Linked DNA regions of Homo sapiens: regions 2 and 3 are each linked to region 1. A link is a loop called in an ENCODE intact Hi-C map of the cell type or tissue named here. Cell type or tissue: endothelial cell of umbilical vein. All regions are shown on one strand. Links, peaks and the distances in the headings refer to the core of each region. The heading gives the core; the rest is flanking DNA.

What was found. A loop is a pair of places that touch in the nucleus more often than their neighbours do. Peaks named below come from ENCODE experiments on the same cell type or tissue, not always from the same donor. Only the 100,000 strongest peaks of a DNase experiment are listed, where the experiment ranks them.
Region 2: a loop joins it to region 1, with 5 times the contacts of the local background. A loop is called at or near these places in 11 of 110 quality-filtered maps.
Region 3: a loop joins it to region 1, with 4 times the contacts of the local background. A loop is called at or near these places in 7 of 110 quality-filtered maps.

Annotation. Positions count from the first base shown.
Region 1 is chr14:61,556,734-61,567,815 of GRCh38, forward strand. It overlaps LINC01303 (long intergenic non-protein coding RNA 1303), which reads right to left. Exons shown (of 5, transcript NR_110416.1): 3 at 8,587-8,655; 4 at 4,010-8,508. Among named protein-coding and RNA genes, the nearest start is that of LINC03033, 8.3 kb to the right of the region's middle. RefSeq lists an enhancer at 4,854-6,053. In endothelial cell of umbilical vein, for the core only: CTCF peaks have their summits at 4,520 and 4,720; DNase peaks (open chromatin) are centred at 4,638 and 5,318; H3K27ac peaks cover 2,172 bases.
Region 2 is chr14:61,718,526-61,723,910 of GRCh38, forward strand. It overlaps HIF1A (hypoxia inducible factor 1 subunit alpha), which reads left to right. Exons shown (of 15, transcript NM_001530.4): 2 at 1,857-2,047; 3 at 2,984-3,129; 4 at 3,214-3,298. The region is part of intron 1 of HIF1A-AS3 (HIF1A antisense RNA 3); the gene reads right to left. Among named protein-coding and RNA genes, the nearest start is that of HIF1A-AS1, 25 kb to the left of the region's middle. RefSeq lists an enhancer at 1,214-1,263. In endothelial cell of umbilical vein, for the core only: no CTCF peak of the experiment used is centred there; a DNase peak (open chromatin) is centred at 1,576; H3K27ac peaks cover 782 bases.
Region 3 is chr14:61,726,408-61,732,019 of GRCh38, forward strand. HIF1A (hypoxia inducible factor 1 subunit alpha) reads left to right here. Exons shown (of 15, transcript NM_001530.4): 5 at 299-411; 6 at 1,046-1,248. All of the region lies in intron 1 of HIF1A-AS3 (HIF1A antisense RNA 3), which reads right to left. Among named protein-coding and RNA genes, the nearest start is that of HIF1A-AS2, 20 kb to the right of the region's middle. In endothelial cell of umbilical vein, for the core only: a CTCF peak has its summit at 4,549 (motif pointing left); a DNase peak (open chromatin) is centred at 4,544.

The DNA.
Region 1 (11,082 bases), core at 3,285-5,784:
TTTTCAAGCTATTCATGCCCTCCCAGAAGACTGTGATATAGAAAAGCACATGAGTTTAGAGAGTCAGACATTCACTAAACTAATATTTATTGAGCATCTATTATATTTCAGGCATATTGTGGTTGCTGGAAAAACTAGAGTGAAAAAGACACCAAAGATCCCTGCCTTCGTGGAATTTACATTCTAATCAAGACATGTTATATTGTTTACCCAAATTAACCCAATGGTAAGGCAGCCCTGTGGTCGGTCTGTCTTCATAACTGTATCCATGGCACCTGGCATATTGTAGGTGCTTAAGACATATATGGTGTTGAATGATAAAATCAGAGCTGGGTGTCAGACACACACTTTTTGACTCCAAAGATAACACTCTTTCATAGCTGTATGCCAGAACAAATGGAAGAAATAAACTGTACTTGGGTCTGAAAAAGCTCATTATATCAGGATGAGATGGAGGCAATAGGTCTTGACAGCATGAGTAAAAATTAGGCAGAGGCAAAGAGAATACATTCAATATATTTATTCATCTGACAAATATTTGGATTTATCAGAACCTTTTCCAAGTGATAGGGCCAGAACAATGAGCAAGGAAGTCATAGTCTCTACCATTCTGGAGCTTAGAATCTAGTGAATATACAACAGGGTGCTGTGGCTGCCAAAAAAATATAAAATGCAATCTTAGCCTCCAGGGTTATGAGTGTGATGCCTCAGATGTGGGGAAGGATGAGCTCCACTGAGCTTTGCCGTGGTTAGGCTGTGCCTAGAAAACTGAACTCAGCTCTAGATACCACCACAGAGAGATACAAACCTGGATCATGTTCAGAGGAGAGTGAACTGAGTGATGAAGGGAGCAGAAACATGGAGCTCAGCAAGTGAGGAGGTAACGGGTGAGCCTCTGGAGCAAAGGCAAGTGGACAGCATAACCACCTTCAAATATGTGAAAAGCTAATGTGATGGTTATTATTTTTGCTTCCCAACTATTTCTAGCTCCCTGCCTCCTGAGCACAGACAGGTGAGGTCGTATGAATAATTCTAGCCAACAAGTCCAGAGCAGAATGGTATATACTACTTGCAAGCCAGAACATTTCAGTGCTGGTGAGACACTCTTTTTCTTCCAGTGAACGGCAATGATGAGAGGTGGTGGCTGGGCTCTGACAGCCTGGGTCCCTGAGTGATTAACATGAATAGGACCCCTAGCTTACCCTCAATGGACATTTTGAATGAGCAAGAAATACTAGTTGCTGTTATGGTTTTTATTACTGCTGTTTCATGGCGCTGAGATTACGATCGGTGTTTGTCCCTGCAGCATAACCTAGCCTATCCTGACTGATAGGCGTGCCATGTGTGGAGGGACCAGTCTGACAACATATGGCTCCCAGGGTTAGAACTAGGAGCACCTCAGGCTGTAGCAGGAGTCATAGAATGTGTTATGGCATAGCATAAAAATGAACTTTTCCACCAAGGTCCCTAAATATGTAATAGACTTCCTTTGGAGGGAAGATCACTGGACATCTTCAGTCTACAACCCTCGTTGGGGATGATGGACCTGGACCGGAGGGCTCTCCCAACCCTGAGAGGCTGGCGTACCACAGTGTGGAATGGGCTTAGCAAGCACACTATTATTGTGGCGTTTGCCCTAGGGGGCCCACTGGGGCAGGCCTGAGTTGGCTTACCATCATGTTTCCACTGGCCACATGCCAGGCCCCTGCTGCTTTCACTGTACCACACAGTCATGAATCTGTGCATAGCATTTCTGGGGGCTCAGCAGGGTGTACAAAAGGCATAGCAGCTCAGATGGCAATGAGATCAAACGAACGGCAAGGGCTCTCTCGGCCCACTCTTATGCAGAATGATAAGTAGTCCTTTGGGGCTCATGCTTGCATCATTAGCAACCTGGAGGCATTAGGAAACCTCTGAAGTTCACCCCTACTGATTTGTCCCTCATTATCCTTATTCTGCCCTCTAGGAACTAGAGCTGAGCACCTTTCCTAACAGTGCTGAATGCCAGTGTAAAGATCTGCTCTGGGGAGGTGTGTGTTCAGAGAAAGCCCCGGTAGGGGGATGAAGGAAAACATGTTTTTAGCATCAAAGACCGGGTTTGAGCACGTGCCCCCTTTTCCAATGGTTGGCTGGAGTTGGATCACACTGGCTCATGAGAGCTGATTGTGCACATCTCTTTCAAGTTAGTGCTCGGAGAGCTCACAGTGGTAGCTTAAAATTGGTTATTGTGGGAATATTTACACCATGGACATTGGTAAGTGTTAAAAGTCAGGCCTTTTTTTTTTTTTTTTTTTTTTGAGACTGGATCTCACTCTGTTGCCCAGGCTGGAGTGCAGTGGTGTGAGCCTAGCTCAATGTAGCCTCAAAGGCCTGGATTTCCTGGACTCAAGTGATCCTCCCACCTCAGCCTCCTGAGTAGCTGGAACTACAGGCTCCTGCACCATGCCCAGCTAATTTTTTTTTTTTTTTTTTTTTTTTTTTTTTGCTTTTGTAGAGATAAGCTATTGCTGTCAACTCAGGCTGGTCTTGAACTCTCTTAGCCTCAAGCGATCCTTCTTACCTGGGCCTCCCAAAGTGCTGGGATTACAGGCATGAGCCACTGCATCCGGCCAGGACTTTTATTAGTTTTATTATTTAGACAGCTTTCCAGCACAACCTTGCAAATAGGGAAATAGTGAGAAAATCATGGTCTTTGGAACCAGGCAGGACCAGGGTCACCCTGACTCTGCTCAGCTGTTGTCATTGAAGGGGGTGTGGAGATACTGAAACTTCCGTGAACCTTAGTTTCCTTGTCTGTAAAATTAAGAAACCTTAGTTTCCTTGTCTGTAAATTAATAACTAAAACCAAAATATTAACTACCTCAAAGGGTAGTGTGAGGATCAAATGCGATAATGTCCACAGATTGCTAACTAAATTAAGCTCCTTCCTTTGGGGCACATAGAGAACAACTTCCAGGGAGAAAAACAAAACACCCCTGAATTGCAGCTTTTTTGCTTTTAGCTGTGGAAAACATTCCCAGAAGCTTCGCAGCCTCGCATCCTCGTACCCCATTGGCCAGTTTAGCGTCACATGACCATCCCTAACACCAATCACTTGGCAAGGGAAAAATGACAGCCAAGCCACAGCTCCTGAGGGAGCCCTGGAGCCCCTGTTGGCGTTAGTGGGATTTTTAACGCCCCCTAGATGGTTCCAATGCGCAGTCAGAATACCGAACCAATGGCTGAGAGTCTAAGTCTCGGACAAAACCTTAGCCCCCGGGGGCTGGAGAGAGGTTCATTCTCTCCTGAAGGACAAGGATAGAGAACCAAGTCAGGGTTCCGGGAGTGTGGGATCGGGGAGGAGGAAGGATCGCTGTTTATCAGGTAATCAAAAGTGCAGACTCACTCTCCATTCCCAGCTACTGGACAATCGTGGGGCAAAGAGCTCAGTGGGAAAAATCAAAGGCATTAAAAATGGTTATTCTTAGAGATAAGGTGTATAACTATTGGAAAACAGAAATAAAGTCTTGAATTAAGCTTTGAGAAATGGTTCTATAATAGTAGGTGGGAGGGAGAGAGTTAAAAAAGCATTTGCAACTTATCTGAGAGGGTAAGACATGGCCAGTGATACTTAACTGAAGAGGACTGTTTGCCCTGTCAGTTCTGAAGCTCCTGTTACAGCACTGAGTTAAGCCCTGTGAACACAACATGTGTTTATTTATTGTAGACAAACCCTGCCACAAAGCCACAGGCACAGCACACTTCTCTGTTAGGTCTGTATCTCTTAGAATATTAGGACCCTAACTGGGATTCTAGCAACTTACTTCCTGAGGCTCAGAGCTGCCTCCTGGATTCAGAGAGCCTGTCAACAGCGTCTGCTGAGTATATAACGTGGACTGTGAGAAATATGGACTTGGAATCAGGAGACATGGATTTGAAACTTGACGCATTCATCCTGGGCCGGCTGTTAAACGCTCCCAATCCTTGTTCTCTTCCTCTATTAAATGACAATACTAATAACGATACCCACCTCATAAGATTGTGATGAAGATAAAAAAGGATAAGTTGGCTGGGTGCATTGGCTCACACTCCTAATCTCAGCACTTTGGGAGGCCCAGGGAGAAAATCACGTTAGGCCAAGAATTTGACATCAGTCTAGTCAACAGAGCGAAACCTCATCTCTTCAGAAAACAGAAAAATTGGTCAGTTATGGTAGTGTGTGCCTGTAGTACTAGCTGCTCAGGAGGCTGAGGTGGGAGAATCACTTAAGCCCAGGATTTTGAGGCTGCAGTGAGCTATGATAGCACCACAGCACTCCAGCCTGGGTGACAGGGCAAGGCTGTTTCTTTAAAAAAAAAAAAAGAGAGAGAGACAGAGAATAACTTGTGAACTCTTAATTCTTAATACAAATTACATTTGGTTGAGAGATCAGTATATCCGTATTTCCCCATCTAAAGTTCCCATAGCCATCAGTCAAGGGAGGGAGGAGAAGAAGCACTTTCCAGTTCATCCTGGAGGGGGTGGAGTTCAGACACTGCTTCTAAGAGCAGTCCCCCATCTCTTCACTCACCCTGCTTTATTCCCCAGCCACCCTCACCCTCATTTGATTCCATTTGCCCGGAAGGGATGAGGAAAGTGGAACCAAGGATTTTTATTGTTTGTGTTTCCCACCACTGTCTGTCTCAGAGGCAGAACCTGAGAAGTCTGGAATTTCTCCCTGGTCCTCTCTGCACAGCCCCCAGTGCCACCCGTAAAGATGTCCATTCCAAGTGAAAGCCACTGCACTTCAAAAGCAGCAGAGGTGGGTTCTCCTTCATGTTCCCTGTATGTGAGGGAGAGAACCAAACACCAGGGTCAAACAGAGGCACTTCCAAACCTGTGCCTTATTTCTGGGGAAAAAAAAAAAAAAAGTGAGACTGATTCAGTCTGGGACATGGTAGCTTTCTGTCTCAGAAAGCTGGGCAGGACCAGAGAAAGTGGCTTTGTGAAACGCAGGGACAAAGCTAGCTCAGGGCTCTGCTCTTTCTCAGCAGACCATTAGGGGAATCAGGGCAGGCCTTCCCCTCCCAGCTGACTTGGAGCCACACAGTGGCTTCCATGTGACTCCATGGCCAGTGCGACAAATGCATGGCCTTGGCTGAGGAAGCACAGGGGCTGTGGGGATGACTGGATCCCAGGTCCCAGGAGAGATAGCGAGACATGTTGGAAACACTGTGTCTGGAATCTTGTGCTTGACTGCTCAGGAATGCGTGGTCTGGGTAACTTTCTGGTTTGACTTACAGGAAGGTCTGATGGGGGCAGAGCGGGAATGTTGTAACAGCCCTAGATCACCTTGGAAAAATACTGTTTGCCTGCCAGCCCGGAACTGCCATTCCAGGAAGCAGCTGCTGGTGAATCAGCAGCCTCCTCTTTCCTTGTGGCTCCAGGAAGCACATGAAGGGCCTCCCCCACCTCCTCTCCAGGGAGGGAAATGCCCACTAGCCATATACAGGCTCTTCTGGAAGGGACAGAGGTGGGGACTCCATGGCAGACTCTCCATTCCGCCCCACCCCCCACCCCGCAACACACAAAGGGAGTTGGAAAAGGGATGAGAGACCCCTAAGCCTCAGACTCAGGCTTTTGATGTAGAAAATCATACATGGTTTCTAAGTCTCTTGTCTGGAGTTCACAACAATAAAGCTAGGTAGAAATCTCTACACACTGCTTGGCATGGGTTACATTTGCCTCAACATAATGTCTGTCTCTTACCTGCAGATCCAGCCTGGGGCTGAGAAACTCACAGGAGGTTGTCGGTTGGCTCTGGTCAAGCGGCTGTTTGGGCATGAGTGCCATTTGTACTCAAGGTCAAGGGGCAGCCTTAGTAGGTCAGCTGGAAGAGTCTTGGGAAAAGGTAGGGGGACCGTAATGCCAGCTGTCCATTCCCTCCACGGGCCCTGTGGTGCCTCCACCTGGGTGGAGAGTCCCTGCTTTCTGCCTTTCCATTGGCCAATCTCTGGCCTCCTCCTGAGGTTGCTGCTGTCCCTGGAACAGCTTTGGGCTAGTGGACACAGCAGTTATGCCTCAATTTCCCTATAGCTACATGGAGCCAATTAAACAGTGGACGGATTTGGAGAGGTGGATCATTTCAGATTCGCTCCTGGATTTTCACCCCCACTTAAGAGAGAGCTAAGTCTCCTTCTTTCTTCTCTCTCTCTTTTGCTCTTTTTCTCCTTGTGTGTGTCTGACTCACCTCTGTGCGGTTACATTTAAACACCAGTTTAGATCTCAATGACCCACATTCAGCCTTAGTGACTATGAAAGCAAGGCCATGCTCACTGATGACTCAGGAGAACTGGGGCCTTGAAAGATGAGCTGAGTCAATGAATGTGAGCTGTGGAGTTTTTACCACTCCCCCTCTCCCAATCCTTTTGTAATGTACCCACTCCCTTAGCTTTCTGAGTGTCAGTGTCCTTGGCCTTCCAGGGCTTGTGTGAGTACATGGAGGAATCAAGGGAGAGGTGGGTGAGATGGCCACAACCACCCTCCGCGACTCTTCATCCTTGAGCCTTTAGGACAGGTGCCCCCAGGCTCCATGGGAGGCAGGCAGCTGTGCCGGCTGCAGCGATGTGAACGGGGAAGCCGAGAGGAGGGTGTTGGGACAGGAGCCAGCTCTAAGTAACCTCCTACAGGTGATGGTTTTGGCTTCACCTGTTGGCCAGAGCCCTCCAGCAGAGAGGGGGAATTTATATGCTACTGTGAAACTTCTAGATACACCCGAAGTCAGGGTAGATGAAGGTAGAGGGAAGAGAAGGACCTCCCAAGGACCAGCCCCTGGAGTTCATTTCCTGCCCTTAGAAACAATGTCACCCTCATTTCTCTCCTTTCTCTACCTGCCTTTGCTCGGTTTCCATTCACTGCCTCTGTTACTTTTGGTTGTTTATGGTTAAGTCCAGTGGTTCTTATCAGCCATACTTGGAAACTTGTTAGAAGTACAAATTCTCAGACCCCATCCCAGGCCTACTGAATCAGCAACCTGGGGTGGGGCCAGCAGATCTGTGTTTTAACTAGCCCACCAGCTGATTCTAACATCTGCTCAAGTCTGAGAACCCCTGGTCTCACCTCTCTCTCCAGTTAGGCTACAGCCTCCTAGAAAGTACTGACTTGAGAGGGCTTAGTGTAGTCCTGGGCACCCAAGGACTCAGCTCTGCACAGAAACTGTACCGGGAAAGTAGAAAGAAGATTCAAGGAGGCAGTCTGGTCATGATCAGAGTTTGAACCCAAAGGTTAGGCCCTGGGTTCCAGTTGGGTGACCTTGGCCAAGTCACTTACTTTTCAGACTCTCTGGTTCCTCCTCAGTAAAGTAGATGGAAGAACTGGGTCTCTGGGGTTTGGGTAGTTCTCATGTCTAGAAATCTGGATCTGGCCAGGGCCTGGCTCATGATTCCCCTCCTGCATGTGCTGACTCTGCCCAGCCCCAGTGGAAGAGTCAGCATGCAGGGGAGGAATAACGAGGCAGGCCCTGTGCTTCTCCTGGTCCTCAGGCAGTTATTGTTTGTGAATGTGTGATATGGAGAGGTAGAGAGAGATCTGAATCTAGAAATGAATTAGAAACATATTAGGAGAAGCCAGAGCCTTCAACAGAAATGAAGCCCGTCCTTTGAGTGCCTGTCCCTGGCAAGTTGAAGGTGGAGTCCCTCTGTCAGGAGCTCAGTTGAACTGGGAGAGGGAGCGCTGAGCTGCCAGGTGTCACAATAGTCAATTAAGGCAACAAGCCCAAAACAAAAGAGTCAAGCTTTCAGTCATGTCCTGCAATGGTATAAGCAAGTATCTGAAACCAGAGAAAGCGTGGACTCTCCCTGTTCCATTTCCCCCATGGAACACACAGGGGCCCAGGGTCAAGTAGATCAGCAGGAATGTCGGGTTGGGGTGGTCTCACTGCTGACAGAGCCCTGAACAAAAGGCTCTGGAAGTTTTATGGACTCTGGGGCCGAGAGCAAGGGAGGGGGAAGGCTAGGAGTGGAAGTACTAGATTCTGAGTCATTGTGGGGAAAAGCGGCTTCAAGATTTCTCTCCCTTCCCTGCCCCACCCAAAGAAGGCCTCAGCAGAGGCGCCTAAAGAACACCTCTCCCCAAGGCTTCTGATAAACCCAGGAATGAAGGCTCAGGGGCTAGGAATGCAAATATGTGATGACTACGACCAGCCAGAGAGACCTGAGACCTTGAGAGCTCCCTCCAGAGACTGCCACGCATGGGCTGTGCCCCAAGTCTGGGGTAGGGGTCAGCTTTCCCCAAGTTTGTGGTCAGGCCTGAAAAATCACACACAAGTTTTTCACCAGGAGGCCCAGGGAGATACTATGTGGCCTCTTCTCCCACCTACCTCTTCTGAGCCACGCTTTCCAGCTGTCAGGCAAGTATCAGGGCACCTACCTCTGCACAGAAGGGCAGTGACTTTCTCCAGGTGGAAATCGCTTTTCATCCAAATGTCTAGGCTCAAATCTCTTGGTTCCTGCATTTTAAGTTATGGGTATCTCTGGGAAATAATTGAGAGGACTAAGTACAAACACCCATCAAGCCTTCACATTATTGGCATGTATAAGATTCTGTTAGGTCAAGTGGCATCCTCCTTACCCTTTTTCTGAGGATGACCATGTGTTAATTGCTACAGACCAGAACTGTCTTCCTGAAAGTTGTCCAGGGCTGTGGGAAAAAAGTTGAATATTTCAGTGCAAGTTCTATTGACACTAAAGCTAACACTGAATCACTCACTTATCCCAGCCTATGCTATTTTTTTTTTTTTTTTTTTGACAGGGTCTTACCCTGTCACCCAGGGTGGTTGGAGTGGCATGATCTTGGCTCACTGCAACCTCTGCCTCCTGGGTTCAAGAGATTCTCCCACCTTAGCCTCCTGAGTAGCTGGGACTACAGGCACATGCCACCACATCTGGCTAATTTTTGTATTTTGGTAGAGACAGGGTTTTGCCATGTTGGCCAGGCTGGTCTTGAACTCCTAACCTCAAGTGATCCACCACCTCAACCTCCCAAAGTGCTGGATTACAGGCAGGAGCCACTGCGCCTGGCCTAGCCTATACTGTTTTCTTTATATTATATACTTATATGTCCTGTCTTTTCTATCAGATTGTAAGCTTCCTGAGGACAAAGATGATGCCTTACATGTCTATATGGCACCCAGAGTATTTTGCTCTCAAATACATACTGCTCAGATAAGCTTTCAGGATATAGAACTTCAGATACCCACAAAACCATCTCTTCTAGTGTTGTCTGGAAATAAGTCTTGTGTTTATTCACTTTTACGTATAACTGTATCTCATCTTTCCAGGAAGATTGGAAACATATTCATGTTTAAGGCATCACAGTAGCTGACTCATCATTAGCTGTCAACAAATAAATACTTCACAATTAGATTTCTGGGAACAGTCTTCACCAAGAGACAGAAAGTTAACTGGAACTAAAATTTTAATCCCCTCAAACTCCAAGGAGACCTGTTTTCCAGGCATGATCCAACAGAACCGCTGCTTTTTAGAGTACCTTGGAGAGGCTATTTCTGAGGACAGCAAGCTAACAGGATCACCCCCCACCACCCTTTGCTTCAATTTGCCCTAGTACTCAGACTTAATTGGTGGGGACATGGGCATGTGTATAAAGCACGTGGAGATTATTTGTTATAATTCATCAGGGCTACCATTTGAAATTGGCCAGCACAATCATCCCTACTTGACCATAGTAATCAAGATGTGGCTGAGAAAGAAGGAGTGTTTGTTTCAACAAGCCAGAGAGCTGGTCTTCTGCTTTCTAAATGGACAATTTATAAAATTTAGATAGAGAGGCATCTTCCACTCTAGGCATGTACAACCCACCCCGCCATCCCAGTACATTCTTCTCTTTCCTTACATTTACCCATCCCTCCTGCCCCTCCTGCTTTCTTGAAGGTGAGTGAGCAGGTCCCAGGCTTACAGCTCAGTTGGACTGCGGTTGCCCTGTCTTCTCTGGTGATTTCTCTGTCTTATGGTCAGGAGCCAGACTCTGAGTCTGTTCAACTATGTAGAGGAAAGGTCACTAGAGAAATTCCACTTCAGCATTCCTCTAGGGATCAGAGATTCTGACTGCTCAACAAAATTACCTGGAGGAGAATTTTAATAATATGGCTTCCTGGAACTTACCCTGAAACATTCTGATTCAGTCAGTCTGGGGTGAAGATCAATTGGCTATATTTTTCTAAATCTTTATAGATGATTCTGATGCACTGGCAAGTTTGGACATTGGATAAATTCTAAGCTCTTTGAGATCAGGAAACAGATGAATCTCCCATTCTGTATCCCACAATGACTAACTCAGCACCTGGCACACAGCAACACTTTAGAAATTGTTATTGAGTCAATGAACAAATGGATGGTTGAAAATAGGGTGATGGATTGGGAGTACAGTCAACCTAGCATCTTTTAAAATAATTTTTAAATTGACAAATAATAATTGTACACACTCATGGGGGTACACAGTGATGTTTTGATATGTATTGTGTACAATAAATCAGGGTAATTGGCATATCCATTATCTCAAACATTTATCATTTCTTTGTGTTGGAAAATTCAATATCCTTGTTCTAGCTATTTGAAATTATATATTGTTAACTATAATCATCCCACAGTGGTATAGAACAGTACAGCTTATTCTTCCTATCTAGCTATAATTGTGTTTACTTTAACAAATCTCTCCCTATTCATCCCTCCCAGCCTCCAGTGTCCTCTGTTCTACTGTTTACTTCTATGAGATCAACTGTTTTTTTTAGCTTTCACATAGAAGAACATACAGTGTTTAACTTTGCCTTCCTGGTTATTTCCTTCAACATAATGTCTCTCCATTCTACCCACGTTGCTGCACATGATAAGATTTTAGTCTTTTTTATGGCTGAGTTGTATTCCATCGTTAAATACACACACACACACACACACACACACACACACACACACACCATATTTTCTTTATCCATTCTTTTTTTTTTCTGGACACCTGGTCAACCTAGCATTTTACCTAAAGGCTAGGCAAGGGCCAATGGAGGCAGAAGGCCAAACCAGTCACAGTGGGGCCAGGGATAGGAATAAGGCAGCA
Region 2 (5,385 bases), core at 29-2,528, 160 kb after region 1:
ATCATCATACTTGTTTTTTTATTTTACTCTTCTGCTTATACAGATCAAGTCTTACGTTTTATTTTTAAGTTTAAATTGAAAACATTTACAGAGAACAATGCAGTGAAATGAAAAAATTACAGACTGCTGGCATTTGCATTTTCATGTAGCCTCAGTGACTAATTTTTTTTTATTGTACAGCATTGAGAAAATCCTAGTTCATATAACTAGTTATAGTTCATATAGATTCATATAACTAGTTTTAAGTGATAATAGTTTCTTCCTTTTTTTCCTCCACCATCTAACCAGATGAAGATAATAGTTTTTAATAGCTCACCGTAAATTTCAAGGTACTCAAGTTAAATTGATCTAGATGCTTGAGTTGAAATTTTTCTATCAAAGTTCAATAACATGCTTACATTCCTTATTAAAGTATAAAAGTCCTATAAACACACAAACTTGAGTAAGTACTAAAACTAGTATCAGTATTGTCACAATACAACATGTTATATTGTAACAAGAGCATTTGCTGAGAACTGTGCTTGTTACTCCAGAATGTTGCTTCTATGGTTGTACCTTTCAACTTTGCAGATCATTTGGAAGGAGGAGAGATTTGGGGTGGAGACAATTCGGTACTTCATTCACAGGATGTAAGGAGGATTAAGTAAAATAATGCTGGCTAAAAGTCCTTATTTAGCATACTGCCCAATGCTCACTAAATCATAATAGCTGTTTTTAACATTTGGTGAAGAATCTATTTAACAGGAGTGAGTTGAGGGGCATAGGAGATCATGTGAGTGTTTAAAGTAGAAGCAGCATTCCCCATTAAGAAGAGAAATACTGTGGAAGAGCAAAGACTTTAAAACACCTGGGTTCAAATCCTATTTGCTACATAATGGCTACTTTTAACCTATTGAACGCCAGTTCCCTCATTTGTAAAATAGGGACAATATTTAACCTATTTACAGGTTGTGAGAGAACTAGGCACCTAGTACAGGGTAATGTTGGCACATGGTAACCTTTAATAAACTGTTGCTATTCAACAAGCTATTAGATGTCACTAGGCAGTTAAGCAAAGGAAGACAGCTTTTGCTTGGTGTGACAATGAAAATCTTTCTGATTTCCTTCTTGGAAGAGTTCCCTGAAGATATGTCATTGTATTGACACCTTTATTTTTGCTAACCTATCCCTCTAAATTCTGGATATTGTGTGTGCCACAGCTTTTTTTCTTCCATATTCCTGCATTTATTTGGCACCTGTTGTGCCAGTAATAGATAAGGGGCTGCTAAGGGAGGAGGCAACCTGCACTGGCTTATAGCTGCTAATGTCAGTTCCTATAGCTTATCGTCAGTGTTATTCATGTGGTAAAAGGGTGAGAAAGTACTGGAGTCTAAAGAAACAAGTAGAAATCAGTTTGTAGCTATTACCGTTCTACCTGCTAACAACTCCTGTTTTCAAGTTATTATGTACAACTTTAGGTAGTTTCTCTAGCCTTAATCGTGGTTTCTCTGTATTGAGACTACTTTTGAATTCTATGAAGTACAGCCTTAGATGTACAGGCTACTTTAAATTTTTGCCTAAAATAAAAACATTCTCTCCAATTACATATGCTGGGGAGGAAACACCTGCTTCCGACAGGTTTAAAGCTTGGTTTTGGACTTTTTGTGAGAGTTCCTTATGTGTGCAGTAATCCAAAATTTGTATAGTTGCCCTTTATAAAAGTACATTAATCTAGTAGACAAATCTCCATGTAACTTAATTACATGGCATCTTCTAATCCTTCTGTGATAAGCAGAAATGTAAAGTTTTATTCAAGTTAAGGCAAACTAACTTGTATACACTTTCCATCTCGTGTTTTTCTTGTTGTTGTTAAGTAGGATAAGTTCTGAACGTCGAAAAGAAAAGTCTCGAGATGCAGCCAGATCTCGGCGAAGTAAAGAATCTGAAGTTTTTTATGAGCTTGCTCATCAGTTGCCACTTCCACATAATGTGAGTTCGCATCTTGATAAGGCCTCTGTGATGAGGCTTACCATCAGCTATTTGCGTGTGAGGAAACTTCTGGATGCTGGTGAGTTATTTTACAAGGGTATAAATAGGCCTGAAAATTAGAAGTTAGAAGTAAATAGAAATTATTTTTAGAAGGTGGTCGCAATGTTTTGATTTTGTATACCTCTTTATATTGTGATATGTACACGTTTAAAAATTTTTCTGTAATTCTCACTATTTTTATCAAGCTTCATTTTTTTCTCATCAGTTATTCTTTGAAATAATCATTCTTTATGCACATAATTTGTTTTGCTTTATTCTCTTAAACATACTCTCAATTCTTTTCTAATATAACATCCTTTTTATTACCTGCTTTTAAAGCTTTAGTCAGGAATAAGATACTGGCTTTTCCCCTCCCCCCTTTTTCTCCTGTTCCATCTACCTTTCTTCCTTTAAAAAACATGACTCAGGCCGGGCGCGGTGGCTCACGCCTGTAATCCCAGAACTTTGGGATGCTGAGGCGGGTGGATCATGAGGTCAGGAGTTCAAGACCAGCCTGGCCAAGATGGTGAAACCCCATATATACCAAAAATATAAAAAATTAGATGGGCACGCTGGTAGGTGCCTGTAATCTCAGCTACTAGGGAGGCTGAGGCAGGAGAATTGCTTAAACTCAGAGGGCGGAGCTTGCAGTAAGCCGAGATCAAGCCACTGCACTCCAGCCTGGGCGGCAGAGTGAGACTCCATCTCAAAAATAATAAAATAAATAAATAAATAAAAAACATTACTCTTCTTTCTTCTTCTATGGTTTGCTTTGCTGCATTACTTTAATCATGAAAAGCAGCTGGCACATCTAATTATAGTTTTTCTAGCTTCTGGCCTGCACTTTTCTGTGTTGAAATGGCTGTATATATTAAATAAAGTGTCTGCGAGAAAACTTTGTAAAAACATCTAAATATTATATCATTTAAGTACAACTTTTTAACTAATTATTTTCCTCTTCTTGTGCCCTTTTTAGGTGATTTGGATATTGAAGATGACATGAAAGCACAGATGAATTGCTTTTATTTGAAAGCCTTGGATGGTTTTGTTATGGTTCTCACAGATGATGGTGACATGATTTACATTTCTGATAATGTGAACAAATACATGGGATTAACTCAGGTAAAATGCACACATATTAAGAGCTCTTCTATATGTTTTTATGATTTTATGATCTAGCCCTAATTTTTAAAAATGTGTTTACAGTTTGAACTAACTGGACACAGTGTGTTTGATTTTACTCATCCATGTGACCATGAGGAAATGAGAGAAATGCTTACACACAGAAATGGTAAGAAAAGTCTGTTGTTTGATTTAATGTGACAGGTGGTTTTACATAATAAGATACTATTGCTAATTATTAAACTTTGCTATTGTACTTACCCAAGGCAAAATGTTATTTCATGTTTAATAAAATGTCTATTCTTTGTTAAAACTATTATTTTAGTTTTTAGGAATTTCATTTTGAAAGCCCACCTAATTGCATAAATAATTGTGTGGGTGTGAGAAATAAAATGGAAAAGTAAAATCATGACCAAGAGAGTTACAAATAACTTTTTTTTTTTTTTTTTAAGATGGGGTCTCGCTCTTTTGCCCATGCTGGAGTGCAGTGGCACAATCAGCTGACTGCAGCCTTGACCGCTGGGACTCAAGCGATCCTCCCACCTCAGTCTCCCAAGTTAGCTGGGACCACAGACGCGTGCTACCATGCCCAGCTAAATTTTTAAAAATTATTTGTAGAGACAAAGTCTCACTATGCTGCTCAGGCTGGTCTTGAACTACTGGGCTTAAGCCATCCTCTCACCTCGGCCTCTCAAAGTGTTGGGATTACAGGCATGAGCCACCACGCCCAGGCTACCTTTTTTTTCCTTTTCTTTTTAAATTGTGATAGGGGTTCTTGCTGTATTGCCCAGGCTGGTCTTAAACTCCTGGACTCAAGTGATCCTCCTGGCTCAGCCTCCCAAAGTGCTAGGATTATAGGCATGCGCCACCACACCTGGTGGAGTTAAAAATTAAAATACACCATTAAGGCAAGGAGAAATTATAATACAAATGGCAGATAATAGGACTTTAGACAGTCATTAAAGTTGAGGTGCCAGTTTGAGTCTAAGGCCCAATAAAAAAAGTTCACCAGAATTTTAAGACAAACAACTGCTTATTTGACTTCTTTGGATGTTCTCAATAATTCGAGACCGTGTAGTTAGATTATAAAGTATTACATTGTGGATGCCCACATATTAACAAAAATAGAGAGTAAGACCTCTAATTCTTAGGAATTAATTGTTAAAAATAATCAAGTGTTCCAAGATTTTTTGGAAACTACCTCTTGAATTAAAAAATTAAAGTCTTTCTACATTTTTATCTTGTTAAACAGTGTATACTGATCATAATTATTTAAAAAATCATGTGTTCTAAGATTTTTGGAAAGTACCTCTTGAATTACAAAAACAAGAAAGTCTTTCCACATTTGTGCCTTCTTAAGCAGTGTATACTGATCATAATTGAACTTTTCTTCATGATGGAAAGTTACCACAAGGAAAATTTCTTATGTTCTGCTGTTCTTTGTTGCTCTCCAATTTAAGTGCATACGTTTGTTTGCTTCTATATTATAAAACCTCAAATTTACTTTTTGTATAATTTTTGAGGTTTTCTTTTTCATCTCATTTATTATAATAATAGCTAACCTCCATTGAGAGAATGCTGTGTGCCAGGACACTGTTCTTCCTATTTTATATGCTTTTAACTCCTTTATTCCTCACAACAACCCTGTGAAGTTAACTGTTAGACAATTTCTATTTTACTAGGAAACTGAGGTACAGAGTTACTAAGTAACTTTCCCAACATTATTTGGTTAGTAAATGGCAGAGCTTGGGCTGAACTTCAGTAGACTGGCTTCAGAGTCCACGCTCATTAGTCCTTTGGAGCGCTTTTCATATTCTTGAATTCTCACATTCTGTCTTTTTTCACTCTGTCAGCAGGACCTGACTCCTGTTTTTAAATTTCATATTGTGTTTTTACTGTTAATTTGGAAAACAAATGCATACTTTTTAGAATTCTGTATAAAGGAGGAGTAAATATGCTGTGAACAAGGACCTAAGTGGGTTGTCAATGAGTTTAATATATGAGTTCTAATGTGCAGAGTTGAGGTTTATATTGACTGCTCAGTGCTTCCCTGGGGCTAGACTATAAATGGATGGATATTAGGAAGTCTTGTTCTGATTTGGTAATGATGTTAATGCATTATTCTAAATCAGATAGTCTTAATATAGTTTAAATGTATGTTTCGAACCAAATGTTCTTTTTTAAAGCACACAAACATTTTGAAATCATTACTAATGTGGTTAATGAATTATTGATGTTCCATTGGGAAACTAAAAT
Region 3 (5,612 bases), core at 3,056-5,555, 170 kb after region 1:
ACTCATACCATTTTTATATTTCTGTGTATTTGACTAAGCTTACTGGCTTCAATGATTAACTGTTATCCCAAATATGGATTATCTTTCAGCCAACTCAGGGAATCACAGCTACTGAGTAGTGTGTGTCAGATCTCTTGGGTGTGCTGGAGTGAGTAAAAGGGGAATGAATTACTGTGTTCATGCTGAGACTTAATTGAACGGGTATTCAGTTGATCTAGGTGATGGGCACTTTGTTACTTTTATTGTAACAAATTTGTATATTTAGTTGCTTTAAAACTTTATTTCATGCTTTCATTAGGCCTTGTGAAAAAGGGTAAAGAACAAAACACACAGCGAAGCTTTTTTCTCAGAATGAAGTGTACCCTAACTAGCCGAGGAAGAACTATGAACATAAAGTCTGCAACATGGAAGGTAAGTGAAAATTATTTGTGATTGATTATACACTTTATTTATACATAGACATTGTAGTATTAAGATAACTTTAGAATTGTGAGGGAAGGTTTACAGTTCCATGGTGTTTGGTTATGTAACATTTATATCTTCAACTCATTTGCATGTGATCTCCAAAATGCAGAACCGTGTAGTAATTTGCCAATTTGAGGCACAAACTTAAATTACGTGAATTGTGGCACTGGTGTTCCAGGCTTAATCAGTTGGCTTTGCCAGCCACACAATATTTGAATCCTGATAGGGCTTAATTTTCTATTAATCATGGTTTTATATCTTTGTTCAATGTTGAAACATAGTCATCAGTGCAAGAAATAACTATCAAACAGCCATGATGATGAGATGAATGAAAAAGCAGCCTAGACTTTATACGAGGGGAATTTTTTAAAGAGTAATGTATAGGCCCTGGGCAGGAAGTAGGTCATAGGTGGTATCATAGGAAAAATGTTCATTGATTTTCAAAAACGTGATTAATCCACTAGTGACAGTAAATTTTATCAAAGCTTACTGGCCATGTCAGACTCAACTACTTATCTCTGCTTTTTTTTTCCCTAGCATTGTAAATATTTTTTTTAACTGCTTTGTTCTTCATACACAGGTATTGCACTGCACAGGCCACATTCACGTATATGATACCAACAGTAACCAACCTCAGTGTGGGTATAAGAAACCACCTATGACCTGCTTGGTGCTGATTTGTGAACCCATTCCTCACCCATCAAATATTGAAATTCCTTTAGATAGCAAGACTTTCCTCAGTCGACACAGCCTGGATATGAAATTTTCTTATTGTGATGAAAGGTAAATTAGATCTAAAATGTGAATTTGAAATTTTTAATTAGTCTACAGCATTACTGAATATTCACCATAGCAAAGATTCAGCGCTGGCCATGCATGGTGGCTCACACCTGTAATCCCAGCACTTTGGAAGGCTGAGGCAAGCGGGGGGTGGATCATCTGAGGTCAGGAGATTGAGACCAGCCTGGCCAATGTGGTGAAACCCCATCTCTACTAAAAAATACAAAAATTAGTGGGACGTGGTGGCAGGCACTACTCAGGAGGCTGAGGCAGGAGAATCGCTTGAACCTGGGAGGTGGATGTTGTGGTGAGCTGAGCTCACACCACCACACTGCAAGCCTGGATGACAGAGCAAGACTCCCATTTCAAAAAAAAAAAAAAAAATTACTCAATGTTAAACTATACTTTCCACTAAATTGAACAGAATGATACATCCTATAATATTAGATTAACTTTGTAAATTAATTCAGCCACATTTATTGAACATTTACTCTGTACTATGAACACTTACTTTACTAGGTGCTATCCAGAAGTTAAGATGAGTCTTTTTTTCCCCAATAGGGGCTCTACTTACTTAGAGAATTTCAAAGATATGCAGTGTGTATTTTGAGCAAAGATAGATTACCTTAGGTTGGGGACTAGAAAGCCAAGTGTTTGTACATCTCTTCATCCTACATATTTTCCCTGAGAAGCTTCAACCTTGCCCATGGTTTCTATTACTATTTCCCACATTTCTTCCTGTAACTAATTCTATTTAATTGCCAACTTAATATTTCTATCTGGATATTCTTCTGTATTGTAAACTAAGTATTACTGTAACAACTGTACTACTACTGCCCCCAAACAACATCATCATCAAAAACTGCCTTTCTTCCTATAATGCTTATTGTGGTTTAATACACCACCATACACACATGACTCCAGCAAAACTTTGGAAGTCATCTGTAACTTTTCTTTTACATTCATTGGCTACATACAGTTGGTGTCTAAATCTTACAGATTTACTATCTACATATATCTCTTGATCCATTTCCTCCTTTCCATCCTTGCACTCCTGCCATTGAATTCATTAGCTCATTATTACTCTTGACTTGAGTTGTTGGCATAGCTGCCTTTTTGCCAACAGATTTGTACCCTTATAATCTTTCATCTAAGTTGCCAGAAAGTGGGTGTCCTAATGTGAAAATCAGATCATGTCATTCTGTTGTTGAAAATGCCTCAAATGCTTCCCTCCATCTTTGCACACAAAAATATTTTGTTTATAAAAATACTAGATGAGGGAAGTAAATTTTTCATTTATCAAAAGAAGATGTGTATTTTAGAAGACTGAAAAAAAATAGACCTACACAATACAATCTAAACTTAGCATGGCAAACAAAGATATTTATGCTCTGGCCCTAACTCTGTCTTTGGAATCAGATGTTAGATTCACTCATGGCTTGCAGCTCTGATACTTACAATGTGGCCTTGGCCTTGGTACTTAACTGTTGTAAAATTCACATTCCTTATCTATAAAATAAGAATCATGGCTGGGTGGGGTGGCTCATGCCTATAATCCTAGCACTGTGGGAGGCCGAGGTGGGTGGATCACCTGAGGTCAGGAGTTTGAAACCAGCCTGGCCAACATGGTAAAACCCCATCTCTACTAAAAATACAAAAATTAGCTGGGTATGGGGGCACATGTCCGTAATCCCAGCTACTTGGGAGGCTGAGGTAGGAGAATTGCTTGAATCCAGGAGGCGGAGGTTGCAGTGAACCAAGCTTGCACCACTGCACTCCGGCCTGGGAGACGGAGTGAGACTCCATCTCAAAAAACAAAAACAAAACAAAAAAAAGACCTCAGAAGGATGTTGTCAGGATTAAAGGAGTCCATTGAGTGCCTAGTACAGATAGTGAATGCTTCACTACTGGTGTCAACTTTAAGAAAATGAATATAGAAAAGCTAAGAATTATTTTAAGGTGTTTACTACTAGCATGTAAATGTATGATGGGACAGAGATTTCCATCCTATTTTGAGGAATTATTTTTTATTTTTTTGAAAACTTAAGGTAACAAAGTAGAGAGGAGGCCAGGGAGAAAGGAAGGTAGTGGAGCAAAAATGAGAAAGGGAGTGACATTCCCCTCTAGTTATAGCAGAAAATTAGCAAAATGATCATGACAGGAGGTAACAGTAAAGACAGCCAGCTCATATATCAACCAAGACAGTTTTGAGTTTGACCAGCAGACTGTTATTTTCTGGTTTAGAGCTCTTTCCAGGAACTTCTTGCATCTATAACCCCTGAGAACCAAGCTATGGAAAAAATTTTGCTCAATTTTAAGAAAATCTAACATATCAAGCTCCTCAACTCCAAAATATTCCACAAATAGCTGCTATTTACTATACTGAGTAATAATCATTTAAAATTATTCAACACTTTATTTGAGCATCTACTATGTTCATGGCACTAAAGTAGAAATGAAGATGAACAGTTCCTGCCTCAAAATAAATGAGTAGTATACTGCTTTAGATCATGGGTTTCCTAGTCCATTAAAAACACTTTTTGGTCATATTTTCTGGACACCCCGACCCTTTTGGTATAGAATATAACCTATGTAATTCTCTAAAGTTAAATTAACCTCACTTTTCTTGCTCTAATATGTGTAAAACTGACCTTCTAGGAAAGCATATACAGTTTATATTTTTGACTTCTTGGTATCTTTTAGTGATAGACATACCTCAGATTGAGAAGCACTGATTGACATTAGATTAAATCAGAGCTTCCTATGACAATATAAACAATACCTTCATTAATCTGATCCCCCTACCTACTTCTTCAGCATCATCTCATATCTGTCTCCACTAATCATATTATAGAATCTTTGTTACCTGCACCATGTTAAGCATTTTTAAAAATCTTTTGTTTATACCATACCTTTTTCCTGAAAGCGGTTTTGCCTTTCCTTTGTCTCTAGTCATAAGTCTCCTATAAGAGGCTGTTCCTCATTCTACCATTCCTTTGCATGGATAGGATTCCATGGAATAGATTCTCATCACTGCATTTATCACATTATTTCCTAAGTAGTACAGTACATCTACTGGAAGATTAGCCACGTATTGAGTTTTGTCTTTGCATTTTCATGCCTAGAATAATGCCGGGCACACATAGGCATATTAAGATTTGAATAGTGAAAAAGTTTTTAATTCCATGGGGATTTTATTTAAACAGAAAAATATAAGACCAATTAGAATTATTTTTAAAGCATAATTTCAAGAAATATGACTGATTTTGTTTAAAAACATGTTTTCCTTTATAATGCTGCCACCTGGTGTTGCTGTGTTTAGAGATGTCCCTTTGTAAAGAATTGAGGGTTTGAGTTGAGTTTGGTTTGGTTTTTGGCAAATCAGCTTTTCCTTTGTATATTTATTTTGTAATAAACTATGGAAGATCTTGCCTTTAAGTGTGAGAACACAAGCAATGTTACTTTTATACCTTTATAGAATATCTTGCCTATGTCCTTCCTGTAGTTAGGTAGGGTTTTTTTTTTGACACACAGCATGTTATATAAGGTTTGCTTGCACCTCGGTAGGAAAGTCCTCTGAAATCTAAAGGCTGAGAATCTAAAAGCTTAACTCATGTTTTGCTCCTAGAAAGACTTGAGAAGAGAGTATTTCTGTTCAGCATGGTACTAAGAAGACAGCTTTCTCTTCCTCATGTCATGGTTGCCATTTCATACTGCTTACAGAGAATAAGATCTAGTCTCTGTCTTAAATAAAGGTCTACTCTCTGCCAGCGAGCTAGATAGGGTAATTGGATTGTTTTCCAATCTATTTTCATTTGAAATATTGTTTTATCTGAAATTACTCCCATAATTTCATGTAATGCCAAAAACTAAACTAAGTACAAGAGCATCTTCAAAAACCAACATAATTCCTTTAGTTCCCATTTAGTGTAGATGCTCTTTGGTTGATGATATTAGAATTGTGTAATGGCTATTGATCTCTCAAAGTGAGGTGTTGCCTAGGGGCTTAAAAGTTACTACATAAAGAATTTGGCTTTATGAAGAAATGTTACAGATTTTATCTATATTTTAAAATAAGTGTAAGTGACTACCTTTATAACTTTTACCATGTAGTTTAGTAGTATTTCTTATCTGTTTATTAATACCCTGCCTTGTTACCAAAAGTATGTATAATGAGATGTAATAAGAATAGGTAACAAGTAGGCTGGGCACGTTGGCTCATGCCTGTAATCCCAGTACTTTGGGAGGCCAAGGCGGGTGAATTACCTGAGTTCAGGAGTTCAAGACGAGCCTGACCAACATGGAGAAACCCCATCCCTACTAAAAATACAAAATTAGCTGGGCATGGTGGCACATGCCTGTAATCC